Linked DNA regions of Homo sapiens: region 2 is linked to region 1. Evidence: chromatin loops called from intact Hi-C (ENCODE). Cell type or tissue: natural killer cell. All regions are shown on one strand. Each heading gives the region's core, and the rest is flanking DNA. Links, peaks and the distances in the headings are about the cores only. Region 1 has its middle 17 kb from the start of LINC01816. Region 2 has its middle 15 kb from the start of ASPRV1.

What was found. Peaks named below come from ENCODE experiments on the same cell type or tissue, not always from the same donor. Only the 100,000 strongest peaks of a DNase experiment are listed, where the experiment ranks them.
Region 2: a loop joins it to region 1, with 2.8 times the contacts of the local background. A loop is called at or near these places in 9 of 110 quality-filtered maps.

What each region holds. Positions count from the first base shown.
Region 1 is chr2:70,141,268-70,144,171 of GRCh38, forward strand. No RefSeq gene overlaps it. Among named protein-coding and RNA genes, the nearest start is that of LINC01816, 17 kb to the left of the region's middle. RefSeq lists enhancers at 1-251, 1,472-1,831, 1,842-1,981 and silencers at 1-184, 672-1,381, 2,312-2,361. In natural killer cell, for the core only: a CTCF peak has its summit at 1,578 (motif pointing left); DNase peaks (open chromatin) are centred at 504, 524, 1,514 and 2,104; H3K4me3 peaks cover 1,809 bases; H3K27ac peaks cover 2,500 bases.
Region 2 is chr2:69,944,948-69,947,851 of GRCh38, forward strand. It overlaps a transcript of ASPRV1 not described here. Among named protein-coding and RNA genes, the nearest start is that of ASPRV1, 15 kb to the right of the region's middle. RefSeq lists an enhancer at 1,536-2,735. In natural killer cell, for the core only: no CTCF peak of the experiment used is centred there; DNase peaks (open chromatin) are centred at 1,824 and 2,774; H3K27ac peaks cover 2,353 bases.

The DNA of each region.
Region 1 (2,904 bases), core at 165-2,664:
CCAAAGCCCTACAACCATCACCTCCCTACTGTGAAATGTGAGGTAAGTTGCTTAAACCGGCGGAACCAGTTTCCTCAACTACATAGAGGGATGATGATTCCCCCTAGCTCACAGGACCGCTGTGGGAATCAAATGAGATCACTCATGTGAAAAGCCTAGCACAACCCCTGACACATGACACAAGCACTTCAGGACATATTCATGTTCCTCCTTCCAGGACAGGGCCTTACACTGTCTACTCTGGTAAACCAGCCTCATATAAGCTCCTGGAGGCTGGCGTGTCCCCAGGGGTCAGGCCATCCCAGAAACGATGACTTGACCATAGTCACGTCATGAGGTGAGAGATTCCGGGAAGGGGCAGCAAGAGGAGAAAGAAGCGAAGGGCGCCCCAAGGTAATGTGTGCCCTACACAGGGCTCCTAGCCATAAGCACTTATGCAAGTGCGGGGCACAGAGAAAATTCTGGTAACACTCCTCCCCTCAATTCTGATCAGGTCCCAGGCTCAACTAATCAGTTCAGGGATGGGCCCTTTGCCACCTTTTTCCTAACCAAAGCCACTCTCAAGGGGAAACTTCTATTAACGGCCAGTAAGCAAGACACACAACGCTTTTTGTTTGAAGGACTACCCAGGCGTTAGTGCCCTTCCAGACCGGCTCTAGTGACTGGCGGGGAAGAAGGGGAAAAAGAATTAGTGTATCTGGACACAACACCCAGCATGTGCTAGGCAGAAACTAAGTGTGCGAAGCGGATCCCGATGTACAAAGGGGAAAACAGCGGCTGGGAAAGCCTGAGCCACGGGCTCCAGGCGGCCAGTCGCGGTCCTCCCGGCGCGTGCCCTCCTCCTCCCCGACCTGGCCGGAGCTGACCGGGGCGGGTGTAGGCCCGGGGGCGGGAGGGCTACTGGATCCCAGGTGGGGCGGGTGTAGGCCCGGGGACGGGAGGGCGACGGGATCCCAGGTAGGGCGGGGCCTGGCTCCGGGCGCGACGGCTCTTTGCTCGCAGCGCCGCGCCGTCTCGAGGTCGGGGTGCGGCCCGACCCCACGTGCCCCAAATCCCCCCCGCTGCCCTGTAAAACCTGCGGGCCCCGGTCCAGGCGTGGTCCCGCTCGCACGAGGGAGCGGTCGCCCAGGGTGCCGGGAAGTCGGGGACCGGCCAGCCGCCGACCGGCCGCACCCCTCCCCGCCGAGCTCGCGCGCCCGCCTCGTCAGCACCTTTCCCGCAGCGCAGCCCCACAGTGGTCACGAGGCGGGCGCGGCCCGGTCAGCCCTGGCTAGACTAGGCATCGGCACCACCCACCTCGCCCCTCCCCGTCCCGCTGGTTTCCCCTCCCCCTCCTTCCCCTCCCCCTCTCTGTTCTCCTTCCCCTCCCGATCCCCGGGCGGGCCGCAGCGCGCCACGTACCTGGCCCCGCCCCTGCGAGCCACGCAGGGAACCCCGGTGACGTCACCACCCTCCGGCGCTCTCATTCCCGCGCTCTCCAGAAAAGACGCGAAGGTGGTGACGTGTCCCGTGCGCCAGGGCGGCTGCGCAGGAGGCATTGGCAACTGAGCGTCCTGCGGCGCCGCCTGGTGGAAGCAAAGCAGCCGAGCCCCCCGGAAGCGGCGGCGCGGGCGAGTGGAGAACGTGACTTACGTCATCTGGCGGAGGCGTGGGGGCGGCTGCCGCGTGACCAGCCCCAGCCAGGCGCGGTCGGCGCGTTTCTCTTTCTCTTCTCCTACTCTCAGCGGAGCGGGTGGAAGCTTGATTTCATGCCGTTTATTTTACTTTGACTGTTTTCAAACCTATCAAGTTAATATTGTTAATTATAGAAAACGTGGGGGGAAAAGGGAAAAGATAGGTAGAAAATGATTCTTAGCATCCCCAAGCATCTTTAACCTTTCATTATGTTTACTTCCAGCCTTTTTCATGAAACAAAATTGTGGTCTGACTGTATACAGTGGTATTAACTACAAAGATTCCTAAGAAGGGACAAAAAGCACCTTTTAGCTTCAAGGCTAATTTAGAGGAACAGGTAGAAGAGGAAAAGTTCAAACAATGGACAAAATGAGTGATTCGTCCACGGTATCTAATCACTGTTCACATCATCCGGAGGAAACGGGCTCAGAGTCATGCCCAAGGCCGCGCATAAAAGAGTGGCAGACTGGGGTTTCAAACCCAGGCTCTAAACTGTGAACCTGCAAGATGGTGGGAGTGGGGAAGACAGTGAAAAGTTGTGCAGGGAATTCACAGAACTACAGAACCCACTTTGTACTTCTGGAACTGCTGAGTGGGGAACTAGTTCTAAGGAACAAGGTTAGTGCCCCAGCAGTTGGAGCAGTTTGGTGAGAGAGTGGCACAAAGCTGACACTGGTACATGGCCCTGGCCACTAGTTGTTAAGTTCCACCCATCTCCAGCACTGCCCTCCCCATGAGTGACAGTGAAAGGTGGGAGGGACGTTACAGGACTGTATCAGGCATTAGACCTGCTACTCCAAGTGCAGTCTGGTGCAGTCTGCAGGCCAGCAGCCTCCCTGCTGTCCAGCACTTTCCGCATCACTTGGAAGCTTGATGGAAATGCAGAATCTTGGACCACACTTTAAAGCTTCTGAATCGGGCGGCATGCGATGCCTCATGCTTGTAATCCCAGCACTTTGGGAGGCCAAGGTGGGTGGATCACCTGAGGTCAGGAGTTTTGAGACCACCCTGGCCAACATGTTGGCCCCGTCTCTACTAAACCCCATCTCTACTAAAAGTACAAAAATTAGCCGGGCATGGTGGCGGGCGCCTGTAATCCCAGCTACTTGGGAGGCTGAGACAGGAGGATCGCTTGAACCCGGGAGGCAGAGGTTGCATTGAGCCAAAACTGTTCCGTTGCACTCCAGCCTGGGCAACCAAGATGTCCCTTCTTAGGAACCTTTGTAGTTA
Region 2 (2,904 bases), core at 313-2,812, 200 kb before region 1:
ATGACTTCTACTTAGGCCCTGGAGTCCCCATTACCCAGTGCAGCTTTGACTCACCTCTTCGATGTCACTATGACCTAGATGAGGAGGGCCACACCAAGGCTCTCTGCCAAGAGACTATGGAAGGCCCATTGCCCACTTAGGCCTTCCCATCAATAAAGGACACGTAGGCCTGTCGTCCCAGCTGCTCTGGAGGCTGAGATGGGAGGATGGGCGCCCAGGAGGTCGAAGCTTCTTTGAGCTATGATTGTACCACTACACTCCAGCCTGGGCGACAGAGAGAGACCCTGTCTCAAAAAACTAAAACTAGAAAAACAAACCCTCGTAATCTGCACATGCACCCCCTGAATCTAAAATAAAAGTTGGAATTATTTTAAAATATATATAAAAGTAAAGGACATTCAGCTTCCAGTGGCCAAGGGTCCCACAGGCAGGGTCTCTGCAGGAAGTATTGTTCAGGGCTCAGCCCAAACTGGGTGGCGAGGCAGCTCCCTGCCCACTCTGTTCCATGCAGAATTCTGGAGTCATTGCCTCTGCGAGTGTCCTTGTGGAGACTAGATGAGGTAGATGTGGCTGCTGGCTGCTGGCTGGGTTGAACATGTTGCCCAGAGGAAAGGGAAGCTTTGTGTTGGGACAGAGTGACTAACCCACTTTCAGGCAGACGGCAGGGCAGGCTCTAACTGGCTGAAGCTTCCGGGAGCCTCCCCGGCTGTGGGTGAAGGCAGCGTGTCTGGTGAAGGCAGGCTAGGGATGTAATGGGACAGGCGAACCATCTTATCCAAAGGGATGACCACAGGAAGAGCCAGGACGGAGGCCAAGGGCATGCACCTGAGGCCAGGTCTGAGCGGGTGGACTGGGGGTATTGGAGCTAGAGAGGCCCACTCAGGCCCTGGAGAAAAGGGCAGGGGCTTTTCTAGGATGCTCTTGGCCTTGCCTGGGGGCAGAGGTGAGGAAGACAGTCAACGCAGGGAGCTCTGTGTCAGAAATACGTCTGCCTTCAAAGAAAGCAGCCATCCTGGAGGAGAAGGCACCTGGGAGGGCCTTAGGGATAGGGGAAAGAGAGAAAGGCACTGGCCAACCAACACCATTGGCCAGCCAGACAGCCGGGCTGGGTGACACCTGGAGATAGCCCCCAGCCATGCACAGGGACCAGTGGGCGTGGGAGAACCAGTATCTGTTTAGTTACAAGCAGAACATCCAACACACTCGCCTTGCCACGCTGATACTGTCATCCCCCAGAAGGCGGAAAAAACCATTGCTGTGAAGCATTCGAGCCAGTAATGACCAACAGAGACCAATAGGCTGGCCAAGTGGAAATAGAAACTCAGGGGGAGTGCCCATGTCCCCTAGGTACCCCGGAAGGTGGTCCTGGGTGATGGTCACGTGCACAGACTCTGGTCAAATGGAGCTAAGGGTCGATGCCAACTCCACCCTTAACACCCTCGGTGACCCCAGGCAAGTATCTGGGACTCTGCTGACCCGGTCTGTAGAGTGAGGATAATAACAGCATGTACTTCCCAGGGCTGCTAGGGGGATTAAGTAAGGTAAAGTATGCAAACAGCTTTTCCCCATGCCTGACATGCAGAAAGCATTCAGTACATATGAGCAATTATAATCATTTTCCCAGCCAAGGAGAGAACGTTCGAACACTGTCTGGCATGTGACTTGGATTTTCAGAATACAAAATTCCAACACTCAGAGAAGAAATAAGCTTGGAAGGGAAAATTACATTAGAGGGTGGGGAAGTGTTCAAATATGTCATTCTGACTGTGCTGTTTAGACAACAAACAGTAGGCAGGAAGTGGTTAAACCGAAAGGGGGAGCAGAGGGTGACTCAGGGACAGAATGTGGGCATTGACAGTGGAGGGGTGGCTATTTTCCAGGTAGTATCTCACCTATGTGCTGTTCGGAAGGTCAAAACGACCCTAAGACCCCGCCAGCCCTACAGGGCAGTTCCTCTCATAGAGAGACCAGATCATACAGAGGTGGCTCAGAGAGAGAGACAGAGGGAAGCCCTTGCTAAAATGCCCATATGTTGCAAGTATCTCATCAGAAGAGGCCAAATGACTTCAGTTCCCGCATTCACACGTACCTTTGCACTGCAAATTCAGAACAACCGTAGGTAGAGCTCTACCCAGACGGGGACAACTCCACACTTCAAGTATGACCTCTGAGCAACTGCAGAGGTTGTGATGATTCTTGGCTACTTTGCAGTTAATAACTTTGGTCAAAGAAGCTACCAGTCAATGCAGACTAGCACAGGGCATGGAACAGTGTGTGGCCCAGAAGAGGTATCAGTGGAAGAGTAAAGAGATAATCAGGATGGAACCTGGCCCTGCTTTCTTGTCACCACACTTTATAATGTTAGGGAAAAGTATTCTTTTGGAACTCATTGCAGCAATCCCATTGCTTTCCCCTGAAAAACAGGTGTGTTTACCTCAGGGAAACAGTGAATCATGCAACAGATCATCTTTCTCTTCTCCCTTTGGCTGTCAGGAAACTCAGAGCCAAATTCACACTTCACCTTTAGTAATTTTGTGAGAACCTGTAATGTGCATGTTTGTGACCCAGTTTCCCCTTAGTCTCTTCTCTGGCCTTGGCTTTTACTCAACATCTTTCCTATTTTAGTATTTGTAATTTTGGAAGTTACTTCCGATCCACCTTTGTAGAGAACAAGAGGATACTGCCATGCGGAATCACAGTGTAAAATAAAAAATGCTTTTGCAAGCAGACGGAAGTGAGGTTGACTAAGCAGGAGTGAGGTTATTGGGGTCAAGGGTGTGGAGAGGGAAGGTGAATGTGAGGGGTTTTTGGTTTTTTTGTTTGTTTGTTTGGTTATGGAAACAAACTTGCCAAGGACTAGGAGGGTGGTGCCCCAGGGCTGGAAATAATCCCTCCTGTCTAGAA